2 separate regions of the Homo sapiens genome follow, and region 2 is linked to region 1. A link is an interaction called in ENCODE POLR2A ChIA-PET data of the cell type or tissue named here. Cell type or tissue: Panc1. All regions are shown on one strand. Links, peaks and the distances in the headings refer to the core of each region. The heading gives the core; the rest is flanking DNA.

What was found. Peaks named below come from ENCODE experiments on the same cell type or tissue, not always from the same donor. Only the 100,000 strongest peaks of a DNase experiment are listed, where the experiment ranks them.
Region 2: POLR2A ChIA-PET joins it to region 1 with 20 read pairs; 2 of 35 experiments call an interaction of 5 or more read pairs at or near these places.

What each region holds. Positions count from the first base shown.
Region 1 is chr22:40,123,051-40,132,969 of GRCh38, forward strand. It overlaps a transcript of TNRC6B not described here. Among named protein-coding and RNA genes, the nearest start is that of TNRC6B, 50 kb to the right of the region's middle. In Panc1, for the core only: no CTCF peak of the experiment used is centred there; no DNase peak of the experiment used is centred there.
Region 2 is chr22:39,298,006-39,307,924 of GRCh38, forward strand. No RefSeq gene overlaps it. Among named protein-coding and RNA genes, the nearest start is that of SNORD83B, 11 kb to the right of the region's middle. In Panc1, for the core only: CTCF peaks have their summits at 8,892 (motif pointing left) and 9,103; no DNase peak of the experiment used is centred there; H3K4me3 peaks cover 371 bases; H3K27ac peaks cover 3,311 bases.

The sequences.
Region 1 (9,919 bases), core at 697-8,696:
GGTTCAGTAGCCTTTGTTGGTTTCCCTATTTCCATTCTAACATGTTGGAAAACTGAGGGCTGTAGTAGTAGAGAAGGTAAGACTTGGGCCTTGGTAGGATCTTATTGGGACACGATGGATTTTAAGAAGTGAGTGGAGGGGCAGAAGTCTTGGTTAAAGCCTTGGGTAGAGGGTGATAGCATGGGGGAGGAGAGATGACAGTGTGCAGTGTTGGGGGATAGGGAGGAGGAGTCGGTAACGGGAAATAGCAGTGATTGTCAGAGAAGGAAAAAACTAATTTAGCCAGGCAAGTCAAGCTAGAAAGAGACTTAAGAAAAATAGAACAGCCAAATAGGAGAATCCAGAAAGGATGAAAGTAAAAAGATTAAAGCTGAAGGAGAAGCCAGCAAGTTGAGAGCAGTGCCCTTTCATAGAAGAAACAACCACTGCCATCCCTTCTTCCTCTCCCGACCTCCTGTCTCCAGTCAGTGCCTCCCACTGGCTTAGCCCAGCCAGCAGCCAGAAGATAAGGAGCCCAATGATGGTGTCCCCTGGGGCACACAGTTAGGCGGAGAATGGAGCGTGGGTCTGGAGGAAGCAGACAGTACAGCACCAGACCAAGGAGTGTGCTGAGCACAGGCCTGCAAGCATGAATGGAGTTCCAAGGAGTTTTTCTGGTTCAGCTATGCCTATAATGCATCATCTGGTTCAGCTATGCCTATAATGAAACAGAGAAATGCAGTCTCTGTTTCAGTGAAGTAGGAGAACTTAAAGACATCTGTGAAGCAAATTACACATAAAATCTTTCTGGATAAGTTATTGAGTTTTTCCAATGCTATCAACCTAATTTTTATAGAAAGAGAACTTTTTTTTTTTTTTTTTGCACAACTGTGATAAATAGGTGAGGGACAAAATCAACTAGAGAAAGCCTATTTTCACTTGCTGTGAGCATCCCTCATGTGTTTTACAGAGAGGATGGGCAATGTTGATTAAGCTGGGAGCAAGTGAATGGATATCAATTGAGAGCTTCTACTGTACTGATTTTACACTTCACATCACATAAATATGCATTTGTTCCCAACAAGACCTTGCTAGGTGGGTGAGCAAAGTAGATATTTTGGTAACCCCTTCCCACCCAGTAGATGAGGCAACAGCTTCCTGGAAGTGCCTTCTTAGCCTTGAGTCTTGGCTGGTTATAGAGAAGCCTACACCAAAACAGATCATCAAGCGTTGTGCATTAATAGATTTTTCTTGCACACACAAAAAACATACACTACCAGCATCTTTTTACCTTTTTTTTTTTTTTTTTTTGAGACAGGGTCTCACTCTGTTGCCAAGGCTGGAGTGCAGTGGTGTGATCACAGCTCACTGCAGCCTTGACCTCCTGGACTCAACCAGTCCTCCCACCTCAGCCTCTCAAGTAGCTGGGCCCACATACATGTGTCACCACGCCTGGCTAATTTTTGTATTTTGGGTAGAGGTGGGGTTTCGCCCCCAGGCTGGTCTTGAACGCGTTAGCTCAAGCCATCCACCTGCCTCAGCCTCCCAAATTGCTGGGATTATAGGCATGAGCCACTGCACCTGGCCTTTTTTAGTTTTTATGTTTTGTAGCTATGAGCTTTAGAGTAGCTGATAGGTTTGTAAATATTCATACCTGTATTATAATGGAGATTTGTGTCATTTGAATAATTATTCCTCAATAGGGCCAGGAGCGGTGGCTCACGCCTGTAATCCCAGCACTTTGGGAGTCTGAGGCGGTCGGATCACGAGGTCAGGAGTTCAAGACCAGTCTATCCAACATAGTGAAACCCTGTCTCTACTAAAAATACAAAAATCGGCCGGGTGTGGTGGCAGGCGCCTGTAGTCCCAGCTACTTGGGAGACTGAGGCAGGAGCATCGCTTGAACCCAGGAGGTGGAGGTTGCAGTGAGCCAAACTCTCACCACTGCACTGCAGCCTGGGCGACACAGCAAGACTGTGTCTCAAAAAAAAAAAAAATATTCCTCAATAATTACATATGTAATGAATTCTTGAAAATGTTGCATAAATTTTTAGTAGTTTCCTTTTGGTACATTTTAATTCATAAAATTTTAACAAACTTTTTCTTGACTCATTTTATTCTTTGAGGAAAACTTAATTACTTTTTACTGTCTTGCCCTATAAATAGTCTCATATAAAAATAAATGAACTGACATTTAGTTTATTAAGCACATTTCCTAAAAATGAAAAGTGGGGCCAGCCATTATAGTGTACTTTAATTTCAGTTATAAAGAAAGCAGGAACGTTATTCATAAATTATAAGCCCGGGAAACCCTGCCAATTCCAATAGCCTTAGCCTAATACCCAGGCACTGTGACCTGCAGGGGCGGAACAACAGGTGCGCCGCTTTGCTCACTGCCATACTTTCTTGCAGGTCAGTGTCTGCTGTAAGAATTTCACCACCACCTCTGCCAAAAGCCAAATAAAATAGGGAAAGAAATCTAGAGCTATTAATATCCCAATGCTGGAAACCTTTCCTATCTACCCTTCTCCCCCAAGATGGGAAACATTCCCTCCCTGCTTCTCTCCCTCCCTTTCTTACCTTTAAGATGCATGTGCATAGACACACACACACACACAAAGTTACTCAAAGTTACTTCACAGTATCTGTGGCCTTATTGAGAGAATTTCAGTCTAAACCTTTGAAAAAAAAATTTTTTTGCCCTGAATTCCTTACATACTTTTTTCTTCTCTCTTCTTTTAGGCAGTATTTTTGTGTTTCTGCAGAGTTTTGCACAAAATCTGTTCCCATGCAAACCAATGAGGGAGAAGTATCGGAAGAAAGCAGTTCCAAGGTCAGTAAATTACTGAAAGGTACAGTTTGGGTAGAAATTGAACAGTAGAGGCTGTGGATGAGTAGAATGGGTATTTCATTTTACATGACTGTAAAAATTCGATTGAGTTAAATTAGAACCTAACATAAGATTGAGAAATATTTTTTCTTTTCAGTATACTTTTTAATCCTATATGCTAATTTAAAACAATTTTACTGAACTACAGAGAACTTTATAATTTATTTTTAGAACACTAATACTATGTCTTTTAAAGTTTGTTACGAAAGTTACTATAGGCTTATAAAAAATCAGAAGTATATAAAGTCAGGAGTCAAAGCTGGTCCCCTGTTCCTGCTGCACAGAGGCAGTCACTGATAATTTTTAGGTGTTTTTCTATTACAAATTTTATTTTATTTTATTTTAGATTTAGAGGTACACGTGCAGGTTTGTTGCATGAGTATGTTGTGTGATGCTGAGGCTTGGGGTACAAGTGATTCCATCACTCAGGTAGTGAGCATAGTACCCAAGAGCTTGTCTTTGAACCCTTGTTCCCTTCCCTCCCTCTCCCTTTTGGAGTCCCCAGTGTCCACCGTTTCCATCTTTATGTCCACATGTACCCAGTGTTTAGCTCCCACTTATAAGTGAGAACATGCAGCATTTGGTTTTCTGTTTCTGTGTTAATTCATTTAGGATAATGGCCTTCAGCTGTATCCCTGTTGCTACAAAGGACGTTATTTAATTTTTTTTTTTTTTTTTTTTTTTTTTTTTAGACTGGGCCTGGCTCTATTGCCCAGGCTGGAGTGCAGTCATACGATCTTGACTCATTGCAGCCTCTGCCACCCAGGCTCAAACCATCCTCCCACCTCAGCCTCCTGAGTAGCTGGGACTACAGGTGCACACCACCAAACCTGGCTAATTTTTGTATTTTTTGTAGAGACGGGGTCTCACTTTGTTGTCCAGGCTGGTCTCACACTTCTGATCTCAAGCACTCCACCCACCTAGGTCTTCCAAAGTACTGGGATTACAGGCATGAGCCACCATGCCTGGATGATTTAATTCTTTTTTATGGCTACATATTATAAATTTTTAAATGGTAATTTGTTTGCTTTGTTTTTTCAATCTAGAGCCTAAGGAGTGTTATCATCATCAAATCTTGTATGTAAATATATATAATAAATAAAATAAAAATAAATATATATTAATCCTATATATAAATCCTATATATAAATATTTATCTATATTTTTGTCTATATCTGGCTCCATGTGCTGATTTTCCTTGGCTGCTTCTTAACATAGTTACATGAGACCCTTAGTATTACTTTTACTTCCCTCTCTGTCCATTCAGAATTGTCTGTAGCTCTTCCTGGGAGCTCTGAAAACAACTCTTTCCATTTCTTTCTGAATGCCCCCTCTGCGGGGCTATGATCTAGTCCGTGGCTTGGGTGGAGGGACAGATGTCATCCTGTCCTCTTAGTTTTCCTTTCCCATATCACCAGATTTCTTTCTTCTTTCCGTAGCTAAAGCAGAAGCATATAGGTTTTCATCAGACTCATTTAGACCCTGAATCTGATGTAGGGTTAGTCAGAGCCTGTGAGGTACACACACGATCTAGGAATCTCCCTCACACACACACACACAGAGGCACACATACCCAGGACACCCAAGATACACACACCCCAGAATTTCTGAGGTACATATACACCCTTCCTCAAGATCCTAATTTACTAATTGATAGTGAAATATAATGTTAAGGAAGATTGGGGCTCATGCCTGCAATCCCAGCACTTTGGGAGTCCGAGGTGGGCAGATTGCTTGAGCTCAAGACTTCGAGACCAGCCTAGGCAACATGACAAAACCCTGTCTCCAAAAAATACAAAAATTAGTTGGGCATGGTGGTGCATGCCTGCAGTCCCAGCTACTCAGGAGGCTGAGGTAGGAGGATCATTTGTACCCAGGGCTGTTGACGCTGCAGTGAGCTGTGATCATGCCACTGCACTCCAGCCTGGGCAGCAAAGCCAGACCCTGCCTCAAAAAAAAGGAAGATTGGATTTCTGGCTAGTACATTTTCTCCCTGGAAAGAGAAGGTATAATTGGGAGATTGCTTGGTGAACATGTAATTAGACTGGTATAGAATATATTACTGTGCCATAAACTCAGTTTTCAACTTCTTTTTGGAAAAATAAATGACTAGCTTTCTTGATTTTTCAATTACTGAATAGTTTATCAGTTCAGAATGAATTAGACTCAAGAATAAGAGAACATTCTTTTTATACTTGCACTAAGTGGATGCTTCTGTTATAAATTAGATTATAACTTCAACTTCATCAGCCTTAGTTTAACTCAGGCTCTTATGTTTTTCCTCCTGATGTTTGCTTTTGTTTAAAATCTTATATTTGGAGGCTGATCTCATCTCGCAGGGGTCAGTCCATTCTCCTCCTCCGAGGGTGTAAATCAATCAATCAATAAAATCTTATATTTGGAATGATTTAATGTATGGCTGGAATTTGTCATTTTGCTGTGGTTACATAGTTTGTGGATGTCTGTTAACAGAAGGCCATTAGGAAAGGTAGTAGGTTTTGAGGAAAAGTAGAGAATTTTTTACCAAAAAGTGATTTTCAGCTGAATTTATTTTTGTTCAATATATTTTTTTTGAGACTGGATCTTTCTCTGTCACCAAGTCTGGAGTGTGGTGGTATGATCACGGCTCACGGCTCACGGCTCACGGCTCACGGCTCACAGCTCACAGCTCACAGCTCACTGCAGCCTCAACCACCCAGCCTCAAGCAATTCTCCCACCTCAGCCTCCCAAGTAGCTGGGACCACAGGTGTGTGCCACCACACCTGGCTCTCTTTTTTTTTTTGGTAGAGACAGAGTCTTGCTGTGTTGCCCAGGCTGGTCTCGAACTTCTGGGCTCAAGTGATTCTCCTGCCGCAGTCTCCCAAAGTGCTGGAATTATAGGTGTAAGCCACTGCGCCTGGCCTTCAATAAATAATTATTAAGCACGTGTTATCATGGGATACAACAGTGAACCAAAAATACATGGTTCCTACTCTCAAGGCGGTTTCATTTTAGTGGGAGACATGAATAAATATAAATAAAGATAATAATTATAAATGATGGTAAGTACTATGAAAAAAATAAAGCCATGTCATGCAGGGCAGCTGGGAGGAAGAGCGTAGCTAGTCAAGGAAGGTCTCTCTGAGACGGGGACATTTCAGCTGAAGCTAATGGGCAAGGGAGCCAGCTGTGTGGAGAGCTGAAGCAACAGTGTTCTAGACACAGGAAACAGCTGCAAAAGCCCTTGGCCTCTTCTAAGAACTCTCAGAAACCTGTGGGCCAAGTGTGACAGGAGGTTAGAGAGAGAGACAGAGACCTTGCAAGACCTCAGAGGCCACAGTGTGCAACGTGGACCTATTCTCCATGCCTAGGGCAGCCATTGAAGGCTGTTCACTCGAGGAGTGATGTGATGTGTAGGATTTGCATTTTAAGAGGTGGCTCTGTCTGCTGTCTGGACAGTGGATTGGAAAGAGGTAAGAGTGGAAGCAGGGAGCCTGGTGAGAAGGCACGTGCAGCTGTTCGGGTAGGACTACATTCATGGGTGTTACTGGAAGTGGAGGAAAGACAGACTTGAGGTGTATTTTGGCGCCAAAACTGATGTGACTCGAGGATGGATTGAGATCCTTTTGCATCATAGAAATCAAAAGGGGAATTTCAAGAGAAAGGCTCACTCAGTAACTTCAGATGCTGCCAAGAATCAAGGAGGTTGACAAGTGAGAAAAGACACCTGGATTTGTTTAAGAACTAATTAAAGAGAAAGGATATGAGAAAACTTTCTAGGGGGTGATGGAGATGTTCTGTGTCTGATAGGGGTGCAATTGTTTATAATTACAATAAAAATGGTTACAGTGTAGGTATGTTTTATGTGGTGAAACTGACAATCAAATGGAGTGGAGAATACATGGAAGTATAGATGAAGCAGGAATGGCAGAATGTTGGCAACTATTGAAGTGTTGTGATGGGTACATAGGAGTTTATTTGTATTTACTTTGTACATGTTTTAAATTTTCTATGATAGTTTCTAAAAAGAACTTACTGGTGTTCAAGGGTGCCATTTAATTGGAGTAGGAGGTGCAGAAACCAAATTTTATGGGTTAAAGAGAAATTAAATGATTTTTAAAAATGAGTTATGACTATAGTCCACCACCCAATTTTAGGACATTTGGAAATAAATGGAAGAGAGAACAATGAGGAGGAGGATTAAGTTCAAGTGAAAGATTTTTTTTAAATGGAAGAGGACTATGCATGTTTGAGAAAAGAGGGAAGAAATGGGTTGAGGAAGGCAGAGTGCAGTTAGAAAAAGGTTTCTCAGATTCCCAGGCTTAACGGGCCTCGTACTGCAGTAATGCCTGAGCTCAGGCCCAAATCCTGCTCTTCTGACTCTTGTTTAATGGCGGAGGGAGTTTTGGAGGAGGAAAGAAAGAAAGGAAGTGGGTTCAGCTTTTCTTTGTATTGCCTTCGAAAGAGAAGTCATTGTAGTTGGTAGAGTGTAGAGTACACAGTTGAAGACTTGAAATGACAAGTTTTGATTTCCTATTAAGAGGAAAGGCTTGGAATTGCAGTTGTAGCGAAGGTGCTAAGAATAGTTAACAAATGAATTGGCCGGGCGCGGTGGCTCACGCCTGTAATCCCAGCACTTTGGGAGGCCGAGGCGGGCGGATCACGAGGTCAGGAGATCCAGACTATCCTGGCTAACACGGTGAAACTCCGTCTCTACTAAAAATGCAAAAAAAAAAAATTAGCCGGGCGAGGTGGCGGATGCCTGTAGTCCCCCGCGGGAGGCTGAGGCAGGAAAATGGCGTGAACCCGGGAGGTGGAGCTTGCAGTGAGCCAAGATTGCGCCGCTGCACTCCAGCCTGGGCGACAGGGAGACTCCGTCTAAAAAAAAAAAAAAAAAAAAAAAATAGTTAACAAATGAATAAACGGTCAATATGGTTTACAAAATATCCAGGTAAGTTGTGCAAGTATAGATCAGGAGCCCTTATGGATGGGCAGGGTTGGTATAGAAGTCTTTTTTTTTGAGACAGAGTCTCGCTCTGTTGCCCAGGCTGGAGTGCAGTGGTGCGATCTCGGGTCACTGCAAGCTCCGCCTCCCGGGTTCACGCCATTCTCCTGCCTCAGCCTCCCGAGTAGCTGGGACTTGACAGGCGCCTGCCGCCACGCCCGGATAATTTTTTGCCCAGATAATTTTTTGTATTTTTTAGTAGAGACGGGGTTTCAGCGTGTTAGCCAGGAAGGTCTCGATCTCCTGACCTCGTGATCCGCCCGCCTCAGCCTCCCAAAGTGCTGGGATTACAGGCTGAGCCACTGTGCCCAGCGCGGTATAGAAGTCTTATTGGAGGAAGTGAATTTTGCTGTTCCTCTTGAAGAGTGCTCTCTGAAACTGTGCAGCATCTTCCGTAACATTTTCTTGGAGAGAGATGTTTATTGAAGTTCAGAGATGGATTAGGATTATATATTCTTCGGGAGTTGGGAATTGTAGACTTTGACCTCTTGAGTTTAGGGATTTTTTTTTTTTTCTCTGCCAGAAAGATATAAAGCAGGTGATGGTTTCTAAAAGACTGCTGTAAACAGATTATAGATCATTCCTGAATTATGCACAAGCATAATTCCTTATTTTTGCCTCCTTTCCTCCCCTCCTCTCTCCTGATTAATTCAGCACATATTTATTGAGCACCTACTGTGTGCTAGGAACTGTGTTGGGTGTTGATACACAGAATTGACTCCTTAAACTATTATTTATTCTTTGTTTTAATTATTGGAGCTCCAACCACTTAAAGTGGAGGCAGGAAGAAAGAATGTTAAATTTCACATCAGTTTAGAACGAGCTTTTTTTCCCTGAATGGTCACCAGATTGCAATTTTGTATGACCTAACAAATTTCTCAAAGAGAGTTCTGCTATTGTTGTGAAAGCTTCTATTGTAAATGCTGAAGGAAGACAAGTTGACAGAGTTTTTGTTAATGTAAAACTTCAGATGCCTCTGAACATATCCTTTGGAGGAACAGTGAATATTTCTTACATTTTTCCCAAGGACCACTTCAGGGCTTATTTAATTTTTCTGCTGTGTATGTGAGAGATAAAATTGAATCAAATTAACAGAGTTACCCATGGATCTGTCTTATTGTTCCATATTTTTAGAGGTTAAATATGAAAATTACCTTCTGTGACTGGGTGCAGTGGCTCACGCCTGTAATCCCAGCAGTTTGGGAGGCCGAGGCAGGCAGATGACTTGAGGTCAGGAGTTTGAGACTAGCCTGGCCAACATAGCAAAACCCCATCTCTACTAAAAATACAAAAATTAGCTGGGCCTGTTAGTGTGCACCTGTAATCCCAGCTGTGCCTGTAATCCCAGCTACTCGGGAGGCTGAGGCAGGAGAATCAGTTGAACCCAGGAGGCAGAGGTTGCAGTGAGCCAAGATCACACCACTGCACTCCAGCCTGGGTGACAGTGTGAAACTCCATCTCAATAAAGACGAGACGAGACGGGACGGGACGGGACGGAGCCAGGAGGCAGAGGTTGCAGTGAGCCAAGATCACACCACGGCACTCCAGCCTGGGTGACAGTGTGAAACTCCATCTCAATAAAGGCGAGGCGAGGGCGAGGGCGAGGGCGAGGGGCCTGTAGTCCCAGCTACTTGGGAGGCTGAGGCAGGAGAATTGCTTGAACATGGGAGGCAGAGGTTGCAGTGAGCCAAGATCATGCCCCTGTACTCCAGCCTGGGCAACAGAGTGAGACTCCATCTCAAAAAAAAAAAAAAAAAGGCTGGGCGCAGTGGCTCAAGCTTGTAATCCCAGCACTTAGGGAGGCCAAGGCGGGTGGATCACGAGGTCAGGAGATCGAGACCATCCTGGCTAACACAGTGAAACGCCATCTCTACTAAAAATACAAAAAAATTAGCCGAGCATGGTGGCAGGCGCCTGTAGTCCCAGCTACTTGGGAGGCTGAGGCAGGAGAATGGCGTGAACCTGGAAGGCGGAGCTTGCAGTGAGCCAAGATCGCGCCACTGCACTCCAGCCTGGGGGACAGAGCAAGACTCTGTCTCAAAAAAAAAAAAAAAAAAAAAAAAAA
Region 2 (9,919 bases), core at 1,366-9,365, 820 kb before region 1:
CTGGGATATTTTCCATTCTAGTCCCAAGAATTCGTAGAACTAAATAATTTCAGGAATGCGTATCTTACAAACGAAGATCAGACCATGGAAACTAGGACTTCTAATTTCAGGAGCGAGGGCTCTTAATTCTCAAGTAACAATCCCATTGTCCCAGAGGATAGAAGCCCCATGTTCTTCACACCACCCAGACTAACAGACACCCAGGAGCAGAGCAAGGCGCTTTGGTTGGGGGCCATTCACAAGGCCTGTACCTTGTGAGCCTGCGCCTGGAACAGAGAAGGCAGGAAGGGACAGGGGAAGAGAGAGGGCACCTCTGAGCAAACTGGAGGCGCTGAGGGCCTCTCCTCCAGGCCCAGGGAGGCTCCCTCCACCTTGGCCAAGAGAGGGGAAACGAAGAGAAAAAACGCAGTTGATGCCACAGGGTTTGGGCGGCGGGTGTGTGGTCACCGGGGGTGGCAGGAGCTCTCTCCTTCCTGGCGGGAGTTTGGAATTTTCTCCTGGCAGGAAGGGCCCACCCTCCCAGGAATGGAAAACACTCCTTGGCAGCTGGCCCCTGAGGCTTGCAAGGTCTTTGACAATCAAACGCGATTGTCCTCCCTGCCTGACCCCCAACACAGTGCAGGGGGGAGACCGAGGCAGATTCTCCGTCTAAATCAAGAATCTGAATCTGCCTCTGGCGGATTCCATTCTTGCCCATCTGTGATCGTGGAATGTCAGAGCCCAAGAGAGACACAGGGGTGGGGCCAGGTGAGTCCCTGCCAGGGCAGGTGGGAGCTGAGACCAGAGAGGGCAGTGGTTTGCCTGAAGTCACTCAGCAGGCTGAGGAGGTCTCTTATTGGCTCCACTGAGGCTCACTTCCAGGGCCTCCGCCAGGAAACCTTCACAGGCCCCTTTGCCCCTTAAGACTTTTTCAGCCACCGAGTCGGGTGCTCTGGCTTTTTTTTTTTTTTTGAGATGGAGTTTCGCTCTTATTGCCCAGGCTGGAGTGCAATGGCGTAATCTTGGCTCACTGCAACCTCCGCCTCCTGGGTTCAAGCGATTCTTCTGCCTCAGCCTCCTGAGTAGCTGGGATTACAGGCACCCGCCACCACGCCGGGCTAATTCTTTGTATTTTTAGTAGACACAGGGTTTCACCATGTTGGCCAGGCTGGTCTCGAACTCCTGACCTCAGGTGATCCATCCGCCTCGGCCTCCCAAAGTGCTGGGTTTACAGGCGTGAGCCACCGCGCCCGGCCTCTGGCCCTGTTTTCTAAGTGTTTGGTATGAGTGTCTCACCTTCCTGACCTGGGCTGTGATGGTGCCTCCCCATCAGCCTGGAACCAGATGGAAACCATGAGCTGAGGCCTCCGAGCCCCTGCTCAAAAACCTCCCATGGCTCTGCACGGCTCCAGGACAAAGTCCAATGCAGCCTGGCACTTGGGGGAGGTGGAACATGTGGCTGCACTCCAGCCCCATCCCTTGGTCCCACTGGGCATGGGTATCCCCGAGTTTCTCGCAGCCCTCACCCATCCATCTCTCCCCCTGCAGGCTTGACCCTTGCTGCCCTGTCCCTGTGGCCACTTTCTCTTCTTCCTCTTTCCTGGCCTGTTCAGCCTCCCCTGAGACCGCCTTCCTCCGGGCTCCCTGCCTGGGGTGGGACCCCTCCCCAGCTTGCCTCCCCAGCTTGCCTCCCCAGCCCTCACACCACTGCACAGCACTGGCGGCCTCTCCCTCTGCCTGGCGCCCCCTCCCTGAGGCTGGCCTGGGTCTCGCTCACACTGGATCTTAGACTGACGCCCGTGGTGAATGTGAGCTGACGGCCAAATGTGGGTCTCAGCCGCTCACACGCCTTCATTCATCAAATCCTGGCAACAACAGGAGGTGGCCTGTTAATTAAAATTAGCCAAGCATGGCGGCAGGAGCCTCAGCATGTCCATTTCTCAGATGATGAGACTGAGGCACAGTGTGGTTAAATCACTTCCTCAAGGTCACGCAGGAAGTGGTGCAGCTGGGAATGGAACCCTGAAAGTCCGCTCCAGAGTTTACACGCATCCTGTCCTCTTAGGTCACTCTGCCCCAGGGGAAAAGGACAGAAGCACCCAGCCCCACAGCTCTGCGGAACCAGAACCCCTGTCTGGAGCCCCTGGGCCAGAGACCACCTAGCTCTGCCCCCTGAGGCTCTGAGAGGTCCCTGGTTCCAGAATCCACTGCCCCCCACCCCACAATATACACTCACACAGACAGACATGCAGACACACAAGTCACACACAGACCCAGACACATGCCCTGGGCTCCGGACCGGCTGCAGGAAGCACGCAGCTGCCCGAGCCTTTTTCACTTCAGCTTTTCCTAAATTTGCTTTGAGGAAGTTGCTGCACCTTGGAGTTCTCCCCGGTCTCTCACGCGCTCCAGACCACATCTCCCCCGCCCTCCCTTCTCTGGAAGCCTGGAGAACAGAGACCCAAATAAAGGGCCCTGCCCTAGTGGGACTCGGGGAGACACGCAGTGACCATGACACAGAAGTGCATCCTGCTGCCGGTGGCAGGCGACAGTGCCTGGAACAGAGGAGGCAGAGTGGGGTGCGGGGTCAGGAGCCCTGGGGCAGCAAGGTTGCAGCTGAGAAAGTGGCCTCTGCAAATTTCCAGGGACGAGCATTCCAAGAATCGGGGAGAGCCAGTGCAAAGGCGCCCGAGGCGGTGGCCAGCCTGCTGCATTGCAGGAACAGAGAGGAGACCTGTGTGGCCATGAGGCCTGGGAGGAGCGGGTCCTGGGCACTGTGGTGGCCTGAGCTCTCACTCTGCATCCAGCAGAGCTATGGAGGGTGTGCAGCAGAGGCAGGGTGCAATCTGACAGGGGTTTGTTTGACTCTGGCCGCCGGGTAAAGGATAGATGTGAGCATCAAGAACAGAAGTGGGGCTGGGCACGGTGGCTCACGCCTGTAATCCCAGCACTTTGGAAGGCTGAGGCAGGTGGATCATTTGAGGTCAGTAGTTCGAGACCAGCCTGGCCAACATGGTGAAATGCCATCTCTACTAAAAATACAACAACAACAAAAAATTAGCCAAGTGTGGTGGCAGGAGCCTGTAATCGCAGCTACTCCAGAGGCTGAGGCAGGAGAATCACTCGAACCCGGGAGACTGAGGTTGCAGTGAGCCAAGATTGTGCCACTGCACTCCAGCCTGGGCAACAGAGGGAGACACCATCTCAAAAAAAAAAAAAAATAGAACAGAAGCAGGAAACCAGGCAGGAGGCCAGAGGGGATTGGGTGCTGCTGTTCCACCAGGGCCATGCAGCCCTGACCATCTGGGTGACCCTGGGCAAGTCACCTCATTCATTCTTAGTTTATGCGTGCGTGCCTTCAGGCAATGGGTCTTTCAACAAACGTTCATTGAACTCCTACGATGTGCTCAGCACTGTGCTGGGTGCAGAGGGTACAAAAAAGGCAAGACAGACACAACCCGGGACCCAAGGAGGTCCCCGCTTGGCTGGGAAGATGGACGTGGAGCACAAAGTGGGGAGGGAGAAGCAGAGAGTGCAAAAGAGCAAACATCAGGCAACCCCGATGCAGGTGGGGGTCAGGGAAGGCTTCCAGGAGGAGGTGACATTGGAGCCAAGCCCGGAAGGGCAAGTTGGGGTTCCCACCACAGACAAGAGGGAATGGCATTCTGGGCAGGAAGAATGGCCACACAGGAGCTCTGAGCATTGGCCTCCTGCTTCCCCAAGGGGCTTCCTCTCCTCTACCTCCCCAGGTAGACGAGCCCAGAGGAGCCTGGCTGTGGAGCCCAGTTTCTTCTCCTGTGAAACGGGGGTGACCTTTGTGCCTGCCGCCCCCTTCCTCAGGTGTGAGGAGCAAATGGACCATGCACGACAAGAGCAGGTGCAATGCCTGGCTCATGGGGCACAACGAGCCATGAGATCCACTTCCCACGCCCACCCACCCATCCAGGATGGAGAAGTGAGTACCCTGGGATGAGGTCCAATGGAAGATCTCAGGGAAGGCCTCCCACAGCCCACCCGCAAATATCTCCCTAACTCACTGCCTGCGTGCCTGAAGTCTCTCTCACAAACTCATTCCGAGGTAGGAGGTCGGACTTGACTCCAGAGGCACAGCTCAGACACTGGACCAAATTGAGGACTAGCTAAAACAGGTCGGTGAAGCACCTCCCCCTAAGACACGCCCACCAGTGTGCCATATCAGTTTACCATTGCCATGGCAACTCCCTGAAATTGCCAACCTCTTCTATAGCATTGACCTAACAACCCAGAAGTTGCCCCCTTGTCCTGTAAATTTCTGCATAACCCGCCCCTTCATTTGCATATAATTAAAGTAGGTATAAATATGAGGGCAACCCTGCTTCTGAGCTGCTGGTCTGGGCCCACTGCCTATGGGGTACCCCTGCTCCAGGAAGAGCGAGACCTCTGCTGCTACTGTACACTGTCACTTCAGTGAAAGGTGCTGTTTAACACCATCTGCTCGCCCTTGAATTCTTTCCTGGGAGAAGCCAAGAACCCTCCAAGGCTAAGCCCTAATTTGGCCAGCCCTTTCTTGTCCTGCATCAATCAATTCCTTGGCATCATGAATGCCCACCCTTCCTGTTCAGGTTAACCCTGGCAGGGCATTGCTCAGCCTTCACAGCTCAGCTCAAGCCCCCTCTTTCAGGAAGCCTTCCCTGATTGCTAGAGCCCACAGCATCTCTCTGTCAGTCTTTTCACTCTGTACTTCCTTTGAGCTTTGGAGTCCCAGCCTCACAGCTGAAAGGGCTCTGAGAAATTGTGCAACCCTGCCCTCCCTCAGCCTGAGCCCCCATGCCACAGACAAGGAAACTGAGGCCCAGACAGGCCTCACCAAGCCTGCACCATGAGTTCTCAGGAGAGCTGGCACAGGAGGCCACCCCAGTGCCCATCCCGGTCACTGTCCACTATGCCATGCAGCCAATGCAGACTGGGTTTGCCATTCATTATTTATTTATTTATTTATTTATTTATTGTATTATTATTATTATTATTTTGAAACACAGTATCACTCTGTCGCCCAGACTGGAGTGCAGTAATGCGATCTCAGCTCACTGCAACCTCCACCTCCCGGGTTCAAGCGATTCTCCTGCCTCAGCCTCCTGAGTAGCTGGGATTACAGGCACCCACCACCAGGCCCCGCTAATTTTTGTATTTTTAGTAGAAACGGGGTTTCGCCATGTGGGCCAGGCTGGTCTCAAACTCCTGACCTCAGGTGATCCACCTGCCTCAGTCTCCCAAAGTGCTGGGATTACAGACGTGAGCCGCTGCGCCTGGCCCCATTTGCATGTTTTTAATAAATTATAAAATCCTTCACACATGCCGAAAGAAGGGAACAGCTATCTCTCTGCAACATGGGAATTTCTCTGCAACTTGCCCTTTTTGCTCTGCACTGAGAGGTCCCTCCGTGAGGGGCGTCTGTGACTCCAGCTCCACCTGCACTGCCACGTGACGCTCCCAGGCCGAGGAGACAACGCTGTGCATGATGGCCTCAGGGCCAGTGGACTTTTGGATGGTTTCCAGGCTCATGCTATTGATCAGGTTTTTAAAGATCAAAGTGTAGTGGCCAGTTGTGGTGGCGTCCGTCCGTAATCCCAGCACTTTGGAAGGCCGAGGCTGGAGAATTGCTTGAGCCCAGGAGTTCAAAACCAGCCTGGGTGACATAGTGAGGCCCTGTCTCTACAAAATAATTTTTTTTAAATTAGCCAGGCATAGAGCTGGGCACAGTGGCTCACGCCTGTAATCTCAGAACTTTGGGAGGCTGAGGCGGGCTGATCACGAGGTCAGGAGTTGGAGACCAGCCTGGCCAATATAGTCAAACCCGTCTCTACTAAAAATACAAAAATTAGCTGGGCGTGGTGGCACACGCCTGTAGTCCCAGCTACTCAAGAAGCTGAGGCAGAAGAAATGCTTGAACCCAGGAGGCAGAGGTTGCAGTGAGCTGAGATTGCACCACTGCACTCCAGCCTGGGCAACAGAGCAAGACTCCGTCTAAAAAAACAAATTTGCCAGGCGTGGTGGCATGCACCTGTAGTCCCAGCTACTTGGGAGGCTGGGGCAGGAGGATCACTTGTGCCAGAAGGTCGAGGCTGTGATGAGCCAGGATGGCATCACTGCACTCCAGCCTGGGCAACAGAATAAGACTCCGTCTCAAAAATAAAAAATAAAAAAAGGTCAAAGTCTGCCAACTCCTGAATTCAAGGCCTCGTGTAAAACAAGCTCACCCAAACAGGGGTTTCATAGGAGCGGCTGGTAGGCGCTTCATTCGTCCCTCTGTCCCAGTCTCTTCCACCTCCCAGTTCTTCACTGAGCACCTACTGTGTGCTGGACCCTGCTGGCTGCCAGGCCTGCAGAGGTAACCCTGAGACAGAGGCTGGGGAGGGCCATGGTGGGAGGGCAGCAGCTTTGCAGCTCCAGCCTGTTGCCGCCAGATCACCCTATTGCCTAAAGAAGCTGGAAATGTGAGTTCTGCGTGAAAGCAAAGGTCAGTACCCTTTAATTTTCTTTTGCAACTCTGAGGACCAAACAAAGCATAACTGCGAGCTGGGCTGGCCCTTGAGCTGCCAATTGCCAGCCCAGGCAGCTCTTTTCCACGCACCACACCAGGATTGTAGACAGGGACACCGAGGCACAGGTGGAAGGGCGACTCTGGTGGTCTCGCACGGCTGAGGCACAGCAGCCTGGGATGAGCTGGCAGGCTGCAGCCGCCTAGTGAAGAGCCTTGAATGCCTGTTGGTGCCTAATAAAGGTTGGTAACGGTGACATATGAATACAATTGACCCTCAAGGCTGGGCGCAGTGGCTCACTCCTGCCATCTGAGCACTTTGGGAGGCCAAGGTGGGTGGATCACCTGAGGTCAGGAGTTTGAGACCAGCCTGGCCAACATGGTGAAACACCAACTCTACTAAAAATACTAAAATTAGCTGGGCGTGGTGGTCTGTGCCTGTAATCCCAACTACTCGGGAGGGTAAGGCAGGAGAATCTCTTGAACCTGGGAGGCAGAGGTTGCAGTGAGCCGAGATTACACCACTGCACTCCAGCCTGGGCGACAGAGCAAAAACCTGGATCAAGAAAAAAAAAATACAGCTGACCCTCGAACAACACGGATTTGGACTTGGAGTTTCCACTTCTTTTTTTTTTTTTTTTTTTGAGATGGAGTCTCACTCTTGTCCCCCAGGCTGGAGTGCAATGGCGCGATCTCGGCTCACTGCAACCTCCACCTCTTGGGTTCAAGCGATTCTCATGCCTCAGCCTCCTGAGTAGCTGGGATAACAGGCGCGCGCCACCATGCCCAGCTAATTTTTATATTTTTAGTAGAGACGGGGTTTCACCATGTTGGCCAGGCTGGTCTCGAACTCCTGACCTCAGACGGTCCGCCTGCCTTGGCCTCCCAAAGTGCTGAGATTACAGGCATGAGCCACTATGCCCAGCCAGATTATCTTAATAACATTTTCTTTTCTCTACCTTACTTTATTATAAGACTATAGTATATAATACACGTAACACACAAAATATGTGTTAATCAACTGTTTTCACAGTCAACAGTAAGTTATTGGTAGTTAAGGCCGGGTGCAGCGTCGCATGCCTGTAATCCCAGCACTTTGGGAGGCTGAGGCGGGCGGATCACTTGAGGTCAGGAGTTTGAGACCAGTCTGGCCAACATGGTGAAACCCTGTCTCTACTAAAAATACAAAATTAGCCGGGTGTGGTGGCAGGCACCTGTAGTCCCAGCTACTCGGGAGGCTGAGGAAGGAGGATCTCTTGAACCCAGGAGGCAGAGGTTGCAGTGAGCCGAGATGGTGCCACTACACTCCACCCTGGGCGACGGAGCGAGACTCCGTCTCAAAAAAAAAAAAAGTTACTGAGTGTTAAAATTTTTTTTTTTTTTTTGAGACAGAGTCTCGCTCCATCGCCCAGGCTGGAGTGCAGTGGCGTGATCTCGGCTCACTGCAAGCTCCACCTCCTGGGTTCAGGCCATTCTCCTGCCTCAGCCTCCCAAGTAGCTGGGACTACAGGCACGCACCACCACACCCAACTAATTTTTTTGTATTTTTTTAGTATAGACAGGGTTTTACTGTGTTAGCCAGGATGGTCTCAATCTCCTGACCTCGTGATCCACCCACCTCGGCCTCTCAAAGTGCTGGGATTATAGGCATGAGCCACCGAGCCCGGCCAGTAGTTAAGTTTTAGGGGAGTCAAAAGTTACACCTGGATTTTTTACTGCATGGGGGGTTACTGCCTCGATCCCCACATTGTTCACAGGTCAGCTGTAAATGAATGTGCAATGTGGAGCCAGGGAAGCTGCTGAGGCGGGAGGTCCTGCCTCTGATTAAATGTATATGAGAAACGCTGGGAATAGTGGTTCCCAGGAAGCAAGAGGGAAGCACTGGGCATTGGGCTGGATCTTGTGTCTGTCACTCCAGATCCTCAAGCCGCCCTTTCACCCACTTCTCTGTGCCCCAGGATGCTGACTTCTGGGGACTATATCAACTAAACTCCCTTGCCACTTCCAGCTGGGTTCAGCCATTGGTGTCACCAGCAGAACAGAAGGTTGGGGTCAGTGCTGTGCTGGTAAATGTCTAACAAGCAGCTCCCTGGAGGAATGGCCCTGATCTCTAGTGTCTGCCTGTTTCCCTGATGTAAATATTCCTGCTGCGGGTGGAGATGGTGTCACAGATGGATGGGGGATGACATGGTGTCTTCATCATAGGCTCTGGTGTTGCCAAGCCAGTGTGTCCATAGGCCCTGGGCCATGGGGGAAGATGGCGTGGCGTGTCAATGTCCAGGTGTGTTCCCAGCTGCTGGCATGAGGATGAGCTGGGGCTTTCACACCAGCTGGTCCTCCTCTGTGCTTGGATCCCCATCTATCAAGTGGGGGTGACAGGCAGCTCCTTGCTGCCCCCTGTTGAGGGGTTTCTGTGCAGTAAGGCACACAGTCCTGCCTGGCCCAGTGCCTGGGGCCCGTGAGTCTTCAGTAACAGCGGCCATGGTGGTGACCATCGCCTGGGTCCCTGCTTATGCCCCGGGCTGGCTGACCAGGCTCAAGGATGGCCTGGGGTGGAGGTCTGCTGGAGAAGCCCACTGGGGAGGAGACAGCGGCCAGTAGGATGGGGAAGTTGGCGAGGCAGCTATCTTTAGTGCCTTCCCTCACAGCCGTTTTCCTCTGCCGGGCTAAGCAGGACTCTGGTGGGGACCGGGTGGGGAGGGGTCACTTCTCCATAGTCACATGAAGCCCAGTGACCTGAAGACCAGCTGTGCAGGCTCAGGGCCCAGCAAGGGTGGGGCTGGCTGTGGTACCGGGCTCCAGGAGACCTCATCCGTAAAGAAGCAGGGGCCCACTGTAGGAGCCTGGGAGAGGGTAGGGGGCCAAGGAGCATTGGGGGTCGCAGTGGCTGCTGGGAAACAGTGTCCCTCCAGTCCTCACCCAGAGCTTTCGCAGCCCTCCTGCACCAGGACAGCGTGGTGTGATGGTTGTGCGCTCGTGTCTGGAGCCTGGATTTTATATCCCCGCCTCGCCACTCCAAGAGTCTGACCTCGGAGACTGTGACTTAACCTTGCTGAGCCTCAATTTCCTCCCTGTGAAAACAGAAGTGATGCCGGGGCTCAGTGGCTCACACCTGTAATCCCAGCACTTTGGGAGGCCGAGGCAGGTGGATCACCTGAGGTCAGGAGTTCAAGACCAGCCTGGCCAACATGGTGAAACCCCATCTCTACTAAAAATACAAAAATCAGCCAGGCGTGGTGGCGTGCCTATAATCCCAGCTACTCAGGAGGCTGAGGCACAAGAATCGCTTGAACTCGGGAGGTGGAGGTTGCAGTGAGCTGAGATCGCGCCACTGCACTCCATCCTGGATAACAGAGTGAGACTCTGTCTCAAAAATAAGTAAATAAATAAATAAGGTAACTCTGGGCTGGGCGAGGTAGCTGA